Regions from separate parts of the Homo sapiens genome. Here region 1 is linked to region 2. Evidence: read pairs that join two places in POLR2A ChIA-PET (ENCODE). Cell type or tissue: OCI-LY7. All regions are shown on one strand. Links, peaks and the distances in the headings refer to the core of each region. The heading gives the core; the rest is flanking DNA.

Region 1 (5,517 bases), core at 235-5,234, 260 kb before region 2:
CTTCTATGATAGACGGACAACTAAGCCTGAGTTTTTGAGACCTGGTCCTCGAAAAACTGAAGATACCTACTTCATTAGTTCTGCGGGAAAACCTACACCAGGCACTCAAGGAAAAATAAAATTAGTAAAAGAATCTTCTCTGTCACGACAATCAAAAGATAGTAACCCTTATGCAACTTTACCTCGTGCAAGCAGCGTGATCTCAACTGCCGAAGGAACTACACGAAGGACAAGCATCCATGATTTTTTGACCAAGGACAGTAGACTGCCTATATCAGTTGATTCACCACCAGCTGCTGCTGACAGCAACACCACTGCAGCATCTAGTGAGTACCATTTACACCAGTGGTCCTCTCATATACTTGACATCCCAACACATACTATAGGTTCTTGTGCCCAAAATGATTTAGCTATAGACATGCCTGAGCCTCTATATGCCCAGGCTAGAAACTCAAGAACAGGAAGGTCACATTTTCTAAACCAAACTTTTGCCACTATTAGGATGCCTAGTGATGCATTCGGAATGTTGGCAAAAGATAGCATAGGACCATTTACTGTGGCCCATTCATCTCAGCCATTCTTATCCCTGAATACAGAATTAGTTAGTAACATAAGTGGGTTACCTCCTAGGCCAGTTATCAGAATAACTGACCAGGCTTCTGCCTCTTTGGATAAACCTGCACAGAAAGAAAATGAACAGTTTTCTGATCATCAGAACCCTAGTAACAGTAACCTACAGTTTTCTATAAATAGCAACAATCTTGTCACTTCTGCATGCCTCTATCCTGATGACACAGAAGCTGCATTGTTGGTTTCTGAGGATAATCAAACTGTTTGGTATGAATATGGTTGTATATGATCAAAACTGCACAATATAATATATTGATGTTATTTGATATACACTGCTTCTCTAATATGATTTGAAAAGTTGCTGTTAACAAAATATCATTTGGCTAGGTTTTTATTTTTTATTTAAAATTGTTGCACAGTGTTCAGCTGTACATGATGGCATGTATATTAATGTGAATGTGTAACCACACCAAAACCTGCATGAAATATTAATTACTTTGTCCATTTTCTGCATGCCTTTAAAAACCTTAACCATACATGCTCCTCCTTCACATTTTTTGTTGCCTGATAAGATTGTTACTTTGATATCCAGAAGCATGTTAAAACAGTTGCATGCTCTCTTACCAAGAAGACATTTCCAAGTCATATTTGCTTTGTTGCTTCTGGAAAAAAATGTTCATTTCCTCCCTCCCTTCCTCCTCTTCCCACCCCTCACTTGCTCTGACTGTCACTCCTTTTTTTCTTCCAGAATGTGTACTTTATATTACATATGTACAGTATCAGTAGGGAAAATGTAAAAAGATGTTGTTTTCTTTTGTCATTTAATTAGGCCATCTGTCCTGTTTTAAAGAAATAGTTAATAATTCAACACTTTATATAACAAATATTAACTAATACCCATATTTATAAAACATTTTTCAGATTTAAAAGATTGTTAATACTTATAAACTTAGTGTTATTCTTAGAAAACCCCATCAAATTTAAATGTGATTTACACAGTGACTAGGAACATTTGTATTTATTGTTTCTTCTCTGCACTTTTCATCATCTGATAAATACAAGAGCTCAAGTAACTGTCTTTTCTTCAAGATGGCTTCTATACTTGAAATCAGTTAATACAATAGTTTTTCCAGTTCTTTTTTTATAGAGAGTCAAAGAGAAATAAACCAAATTATATTCATTGTGTTGGAAATTTGTATTTTTACTTCTAATCAAAAAGGGTAGCAAGTTTACAAAGTGGTAAAAATTGTTACTTCTATAATTAATCTATTATTAAATTATACATGTATATCCTTAAAACAGAATTTTTTTTAAATGAATAATCACACTAAAATGTAAAATTAGAACTTGTAACCATTTAAACAAGTATGTTTCTAGTAGAACAAATTTTAGAACTAAGAATAAATACACTCTTTAGCTTAAAAAAAAAAAAAAAAGTAAGAAAATATTTGTTAACTTTGACTCCAGTGCAAAGAACTTTTATTTTTGTGTTCACAGCACTTTTAAAGCAAATTAGCTAAATTTGAATCTCTAACTCCCAGATTGCTAAAAACAAAAAAACCCATAACCCTGATCCATTTACTTCCAGAGAAATACACATTGGCATTCTCTCTGGAATGTTTTTTGCCATTTGGATTTAGCCTATAGCTGATAAGGACTCAGCCTGGCACCTGGAAGGAATGCCTTCAAATGTGACCATGTGGGGATGAAATTATGTTATACTTGTTGTTGTTGTTGTTGTATTAAGTGGTTATTAACTGGACCAAAGAAAAAATCTGTAGAGAATATTTCCTAATGAAATTTGTCTCCTTTGTAATCACACTTTTTTTCCGATAGCTATTACAAAAAAAAAAAAAAATGGTTCTGGTACAGGTAATCAAATGAACACAATCAGAGGATTGTCATATTTTAGTACCACCTAATATACTTTTTGCATCCTTCTATTTTATTGTCAGTTACTTCCCAGTCAGTCCTGACATTTCAAATATATTTGGTGCTAATATTTTCCCTTTTGTTTTTTCATAGGCCAGTAACAAAACTTAATAGTAAACATAGCTGAGATTAAATGGGGGCAGTATATGACACAAATGTTATAATTAGTGTTATTTCTTTTCCACACTGAGTCAAAGATTATTTCACAGCTATTTCAACTTTTTAGATATCATAATTCTGACCATAACACTTCAAAATATTGTATTTATTCATTCAAAATTCATTGAAAAATCACATGCTATTATATTAAAATTATGTGATTATTTTACAAAATTAGACTTACAGAAAAGAACTATTTCCTACCCAAAAAGCTATATGTTTATATGCAGCATGTTTCCAAAAAAAAAAAAAATACACTGTGCATATAAGAGAAATATGTATCATGTCCATGTGTCCTGAGGACTGTTGGAAAATACAGTCTGGACTTCAGAAATCATCACCTGCTGTGGAGTCATAAAATTCCCCCCAAAACACCACTAGTTCTTTTTGTTTGTTTGTTTGAGATGGAATCTCACTCTGTAGCCTAGGCTGGAGTACAGTGGCGTGATATCATCTCACTGAAACCTCTGCCTCCTGGATTCAGGCAATTCTCCTGCCTCAGCCTCCCAAGCAGCTGGGATTACAGGAGCATGCCACCACGCCCAGCAAATTTTTGTATTTTTAGTAGAGACGGTGTTTCACCATGTTGGCCAAGCTAGTCTCCAACTCCTGACCAGCTTCCCAAAGTGCTGGGATTACAGGCGTGAGCCACTGCGACTGGCCACAACACTAGTTCTTATCAACGTTTTTTCATAGCATTTGGAATCAAATTTTTAGTGGTGAAAATACCTTAGAAATCATATGGAACCGATGTGTCCCAAACATTTAAGAAAAAAAACAATACTTTCTGTAAGTGAAATCTTACATAGATGCCCCAAATTTTAAAAAATGAATTTCATTTAAAGTAAAAGTGAAACAACTCTGACTCAATTGAGCAATTGCACTTATTTCCTCTAAGACACCTCCAGTTTTCAAAAGGATTATTTGTAAAACTATTCGAAGATTCAGTACCCTAATTTTATAAATGATGAAGCTGGATAGCTTTCAGTATTCCTGGCCTAGCTTTCTAGAAATTATAAACATATTCTTATGCACTGCATCCCCTTTGACCAAAGCAATTTTAGCTTTAACCAATGTAAGGAGGAACATTATTTGCCTATAAAATATGCATCAAGCCCTGGTTTTCTTAGTAAATAATACAAATACTTCATTCCAGATGGTTTTGCTACTACATGCAAGATTATGTTTAAGACTGTAGGTGACCATTTAGTAAATAAACATAGTAAGGCTATCTGGCACTAAGAGGGGGGGAAATGTAATTGTTATAGTTTTTTTAAAAATTATAGCTTTCCTAGGAATATTACTTATAGCTTTAAAATATAAAAATCGATCTTTAAGTATTGAGATGCCTATGAGATTAATAATTTTCCCAGACAGTTACAGATTCCTTCTCCTTGCCCTACTCAGTGAGAGTGTATTTCTTATCTTCTGAATTGTATTTTGTTTCATCTTTGACTAAATAACATGAAATGCTTTTCTCCTGCAGATGTGGACAAAGTACAAGAAAGCAGAAATTCAAAAAGCAGGTCTAGGGAGCAACAAAGCTCCTAATTCTATTACCCACTACATGACATGTGGGCCAAGTGGTGAGTTTCCTGCTTAAAATGTAAATGAGATTAGTCTCATTTATACAAACTAACCAAATTAAGTGTGAAACAAGTGCACATTGCATTAACAGATGTAAATATTGCTTGCTTAATTCATTGACTTTCTGTTCTACTTACTAGTGAAGCAAGATTAGTTGGCTGCCATAGGTTTTTACCTGTCAGCGCAAGGAACAAGTATTTTTTTTTAAGTTTTTTTGTCACTTTAAATTTAATTTTACTAGTGAATTATGTTCTAGGAATTACTTTTTTAGTTTGAAGCCTTTTGTGGTAGGAATACAACTTCCCCACAGTTTTCTTGAAAATTAATGACTAAATGCCTATTCTATGATGAGCCACTCAAAAATTATCTCTGATTGTCTGTCATTCTCATTCTTATAGAAATACCTGGTGCATGCTGTTCTTATAGTGGCTGCTCTGTATTTTGTGTCTCTCTTATCTTTAAGCTTTTCTTATATTTTCTTTCTTCTTTCTACCTTCCAACTAAATACAGAGAGAAAAGTGTCCTTCAGTTTCTCAGTATGAAGCCTTTATTTCTGAAGTAACAAGACACCTAGCAACTATAGGAATCATTTTTAAAAATCTTTAAGGAGACTTTTAACAGTCCTTCGTGAATAGAGCAGGCAAGAAATACAAACCTTCATTCCTTGAATCAAGGAGCACTACTGGATTCAACTGCCAAAATTTTTTAAAGGTTTTAGGACTTACTATACCTTGTACTGTTAAGATCTACTGAATAAAGGACGTTCTCTCACTAAGGACCAGGTGTTTTAAGGTTAAGTGTTTAAAGAAGTACTCCAAGAACAATCTGCTTTTTTCATCATTTGTTTTATGAATTTATCCATGTTTGCTTAATGCTTCTGCTAAGTGTTAGCCAAAATCTAGCCATTTATATTTAGTTGTGTAAACCTAAATTAAATGCTGTAGTATTTTGTGGAATGTACTATATAGCAAGATACAGAGAAAATTGTTTTGGCATGTCAGAGCCTTATTTGGTTAGCAGACTGCATGTGTTGATACTTTTTTTTTCTTAAAGCCAATTATTTTGATGCAAAAGAAATTCAGTTTATAAGATAAATCTGAAAAATCCATAATGAAATAGGAGTTATAAAAAATTTATAGTGATATTAATCTTTCCATATTTCCCATTAAGCAACACTAAGCATTCATAAGTTAACCCATGGTAAAGAGTGTTTTTCTGAAACTTTTTTTTAGTAAGATGGTTTTTCAGCAAATGGCATTCCCAAGATAA
Region 2 (5,236 bases), core at 1-5,000:
GCAACTTTTTGTTTCATTGATTTTTTTTTTTAATCTGTTTTCTATCATTGGTTTCTGCTCTTTACTACTTATTTTCTTTTACTTGTTTGGATTTAACTTGCTCTTTTAAAGTGGAAGCTTTACACTTCGATTTTAAGCCTTTTTTCTAAAAGCATTTAAAAGCTATACATTTCTCTCTAAGCATTACTTTGCTGCATCCCACACATTTTCATGATCATTTGATTCAGAATTTCTTTAATTTTCCCCCTATTTTCTTTGATTCATGGATTATTTAGAATTCTGTAGTTTCGTTTTTAAACATTTGAGGATATTTTAGGTGATTTAATTCATTGTAGAACATAGACTGCATGATTTCACTTGTTTTAGATTGAGATTGTTTTGTAGCCCAGGAAATGTTTTATCTTGGTGAATGTTCCATATGTACTTGAGAAGAATGTGTATTATATTGTTGGTTGTAGTGTTCCATAAAAGTCAGTTTAGCTCATTGGTAGTGGGGCCTAAATCATCTGTATCCTAACTGATAGTGTGTGGTTGTGTGTCTTTGTTTTTTCTTTGTCCCATCTGCTTTTTGGGTTCTTTGATTTTCTTCTTTTGTTTCTTCTTCTGGATTAATCAAGGATTTTATAATATTCAGATTTATCTCCTCTGTTGGGGTTTTAGCTGTACCTCTTTATTTTTTAAGAGGCTGTTCTAGGGATTACAGAATGCATTCTCAATTTATCATAAAATAGCAAGAATATTATACCACCTTACATGTTTCACATGTAATAAAACATACTTTCATATACTATTTTCATCCTTTGTGCTTTTATTGTCATAAGTTTTGCTTCTAAATGTATTATAGTTATTGTATTTTGTGATAATTTGTGCTTCAGAAAGTTATTCTTTGAAGAAACTAAGAAATGAGAAAAATTAACATCTACCTGTATATTCAACATCTACATATATATTTACCATTTTTGCCATTCTTTATTCCTACATAAAGATCAAAGTTTACATCTCATATCATTTTCTCTCAGTCTGAAGAACTTGATTTAACATTTCTTGTATTGTAGGTGTCTTAGTGACAAATTCTTTCAGCTTCTGTTTTCAGCTTTTATCTGAAGATACCTTTATTAATCTTTACTTTTTCTATATATTTTGTTTGTTCGTTTAGAGATAAGGTCTTACTCTGTTGCCCAGGCTGGAGTCCAGTGGCCTGATCATAACCCACTGCAGCCTCAAACTCCTGGGCTCAAGTGATCCTCCCACCTCAGCCTCCCAAGTAGGTGGGACTATAGGCACACGCTACCGTGCCTGGCTAATGTTTTAATTTTTTTGGAGAGTTGGGGTCTCACTTTGTTGCCTGGGCTGGTCTCGTACCCCAGGGCTCAAGCAATCCTCCTACCCCAGCCTCCTACGGTCCTGAGATTACAGGTGTGAGCCACCATGCCTGGTTATTTAAAAAAATATGTTTTGAATAATACAGCCAATTCTGTTTTTTTAAGCTGTCACTATGTTCTGTATAGCCACCAAAAACAGGGAATTAGCAAATACTGAATCATTGTTCTTAGGGGAAATACAGACTTGGCTCCTGTAAGCCTCTTGTCATAATATTTTTGTTAACCAATCAGTATATTACCTTGTTTTATGTGTTTTTCTATTTAAAGCCACCTGGGGTACAAAAATACAGTTGGATAGAAGGAATAAGTTCTAGTATTTGATAGTACAGTAGAGAAATTATAGTTAATGATTTATTCTATATTTCAGAATAGCTAGAAGAATTGTAATGTTTCTAACACAAAGAAAAGAAAAATGTTTGAGGTGATATATAACCCAGTCACTCTGACTTGATCATTACACATTGCATATAGGTATCAAAATATCATATGTACTACCAAAATATAAAACAACTGTTATATATCAATTAAAAAATAAAGACATCTTATTTAATATGTATTATTGATTCATTAACATTGAACTCATGGCCAAGAACACTATAATTTATGCCTGAAGGAAGATTATCTAACATATGTTTTCTCTGTAAGGCACATCATAGCCTTCTTGTGGTTAAAAACACTCGATACCATGTCAGCGCTGTGCTTAAGGGCCATATGAAACAGGGAAGTCAGTGGCAGAGCTGAAACAAGAAGGCGGTAGGGTTACCTTGTTCCATCTCAGCTGGGAACTTGTACTTTGGATGACCCGCTCTGGTTTGCCTGCTCTGCTCATTGCATGTCCTGAAAGTGCTGCAAGTATGGATTTTGGGGCTACAAATTTAGTGAGCAGGTAAATGAGCAAATAAGGAATCCATGAATAATGAGGATCATCTGTATATAATTTTAGATTGTCAGTTTTTTCATAACTTTAAAGGCGTTCATTACCTTTTGGATTACATCAATGAGAGGTGAGGTCATTCTTATTGTTGTTTACCTGCTTTTTTCCTCTGACTGTTTTTAGGGTTGTCTCTATCTTTGATTTTCAGTTTGACCCTTATGGTGTGCCTTTTTGTGGTGTTGTGTTTATTCTGCTTGGAGTACATTGAGCTTTGTGGCTCTGTTGGTTGGTATTTTCAAAATGCCAACTTCTGTCCAATTTTAGGCCATTTTTTCTTTTTTTTTTTTTTTAACTTCTTCAGTCTTTTTTAAAGAGACAGGGTCTTAACTGTGTTGTCCAGGGTGGAGTGCAGTGGCGTGATCATGGCTTGTTACAGCCTCAAACTCCTGGGCTTGAGTGATCCTCCCATCTCAGCCTCCTGAGTTGCTAGAACTGCACGTGTGCACCACTACACCGGCTAATTTTTAAGTTTTTTGTAGAGATAGGGTCTCACTGTGTTGTCCAAACTGGTGTCCCAACTCCTGGCCTCAAGTGGTCCTCCCACTTTGGCCTCCTAAAGTGTTGGGGTTACAGGCATGAGCTCCCATGCCTGGCCACTGTTGCTTTTTTTAAGGGGACTGCAATTATAGGTATTTTAACTCCTTGATTGTCTCTCAGCACTGAGGCTCTGTTCCTTTTTTCACTTGCCCTTTTCCCTTGTTGTGTTTCAGTTTGGATACTTTCTGTTGTTGTTTTTTAAGTTTGTTTATCAATAAATCTTTTTTTCTGTATTGTCTAATCTGCCTTTAAGCTCATCTAGTGATTATTTTCAGTTAATATAATTTACAATTCTAGCATCTCCATTTGGTCCTTTAGTCTATATTTCTCCACCAAGATTCCCTGTCTACTCTATATGTCTGTCTTTTTCTGTACTTAATATCTTAATAGCTATTTTAATTTTCATTTTAATATTTGCTAATCCAGGCCAGGTGTGTTAGTTCACACTTGTAATTCCAGCACTTTGGGAAGCTGAGGCTGGCGGATCACTTGAGGTCAGGAGTTTGAGACCAGCTTGGCCAACGTAGTGAACCCCGTCTCTACTAAAAACACAAAAATTAGCTTGGTGTGATGGCAGACACCTGTAATCCCAGCTACTCAGAGGCTGAGGTGGGATAATTGCTTGAACCTGGGAGGTGGAGGTTGCAGTGAGCCAAGATAGCCCCGCTGTACTCCAGCCTGGGTGACAGAGCAAGACTCCGCCTCAAAAAAAAAAAAGTGCGAATCCAACGTCTACGTTATTTGTTTGTTTATATTTGCTATTCTTTCTTATTTATGGTCATATTTTCTTGCTGCTTTGCATGTCCATTAATTTATTTTATACTGCATGTCATGGATTTGGTGGTTTTAACTTTGTTCTGGCAGGCAGTTAATTTGCTGGAAAATCATTTTGATCCTTTCAAGTTTTGATTTTAAAGTTAGGGTGGGTCTAGAGGTAGGGGTCTGCAGACTTACAGGGCCAGTTAGAGTAAATAGTTTAGGCTTGTGGGCCATACAGCCTTTGTCTAAACTGTTCGTCTCTGTTTTTATTGTGCAAAAGTAGTTATAGACAGCACAGAAGTGAATGGGCGTGGCTGTGTTCCAATACAATATGGGCTCATGAGCCATGGTTTGCTGACTCTTGGTCTAGAGTATCCTTTAGGCTTAGAGTAGTCCTGCTTGAGGTGTTTAGAGAGATCTTTCCTTTCTGACTGGTCAGAATTTTTAGATCAGGTCTTCAGCACTTTCTGACCTTCGATATAATCCAGTTAATTTGCAGCTCTACCATAGGTTTCTTGGCTAGGCCTTGCCGAGTCTTGTGCTGTGCACATGCAGCGTAGTATTCACCCAGAGGTTTAAGAGGAACCCCTATCCAGATTTTTGGAGCTCCTTTTCTGTGAGGCTTTACTTTGTATGTTACCCTGTCTCACAAATTCCAGACAACTCCTCAGCCTCCTCAGCTTAGCAAGAGTGCGGTATTCTTAGGCTTCTCTCTGTACTGTAGACCAGAATGTGCCTTCAGACAGAAAGCAGCGTAGTCATCTTGCAGGTTTCCCTTTTCTCAGGATTCACACTGCTGTCCTGCCTCTTGTCCAGTGTCTCAAGATAGTTGCTTCTAGTATTTTGCCCATATTTTTAGTTGCTTATATTGGAAGAATTAGTCTGTTGTAATTACTCTCATAGCCAGAAGCAGAAGTTCTATGGTTTTAAAATGCAGGTTTTTTGTAGTATTGTAATTAGATATGATTTAAATGCCTCTTTTCTCGTATGTGAAATGGGGGTAACAGTAGTACCTACCTTACAGGGTAGTTTTGAGAACAGAATGAACATCTGAAACAAATGTGCCGGCTCAGCACAGTACCTGTCCCACATTAATGTTTCTATAAATGTTGTTACATTGTAAAATAGAAGCAATTGATCAATGCAATATTTCTGCTAATTACAAGGTATTTACTGGGTGACGATTTACCTTGTTTCAGGAGAACTAACTTGAGGGGCTGATACAGTAAGAAGGATTGCACCAGTTGCACTTGTACATAAATACATCCTTCAGAAGATGAAGCACATCTCGTGCTTTGAGGAAGCCTAGCCAAAAAATAATAATAATTATAAAGCACAAAGACTTGGGAATTAGATGTTTTGACCCTCTGGCCTCCTAGTTCTGTGACTTAGGGCAAGTTGTTTCTTCTTTTTTCTTTCCCTCTCCCTCCTTCACAACATTTTTAGGTGGGTACTCTTATTATCCTTATTTTACAAGTTTCATTAGGCACAGAAAGGCTAAGAGTTACAGTTGTAAGTGATGGATTTGTGATTTGGACTTAGGCAATTCAATTTCATGATCTGTGATTGCTTTATTAGGAGTCTGAACTGTATTCTTGAAGTCCCAGAAGATAGTTAACTATTC

The links. ChIA-PET counts read pairs that join two places held together with the same protein. Peaks named below come from ENCODE experiments on the same cell type or tissue, not always from the same donor. Only the 100,000 strongest peaks of a DNase experiment are listed, where the experiment ranks them.
Region 1: POLR2A ChIA-PET joins it to region 2 with 7 read pairs; 2 of 35 experiments call an interaction of 5 or more read pairs at or near these places.

Annotation. Positions count from the first base shown.
Region 1 is chr2:55,290,406-55,295,922 of GRCh38, reverse strand. It overlaps CCDC88A (coiled-coil domain containing 88A), which reads left to right. Exons shown (of 33, transcript NM_001365480.1): 31 at 1-326; 32 at 4,148-4,247; 33 at 4,759-5,517. The coding sequence ends at 4,212. Among named protein-coding and RNA genes, the nearest start is that of MTIF2, 24 kb to the right of the region's middle. RefSeq lists a silencer at 1,096-1,390. In OCI-LY7, for the core only: no CTCF peak of the experiment used is centred there; no DNase peak of the experiment used is centred there.
Region 2 is chr2:55,030,421-55,035,656 of GRCh38, reverse strand. The region is part of intron 1 of RTN4 (reticulon 4); the gene reads left to right. Among named protein-coding and RNA genes, the nearest start is that of RTN4, 17 kb to the left of the region's middle. RefSeq lists an enhancer at 1,963-2,012. In OCI-LY7, for the core only: no CTCF peak of the experiment used is centred there; a DNase peak (open chromatin) is centred at 2,106.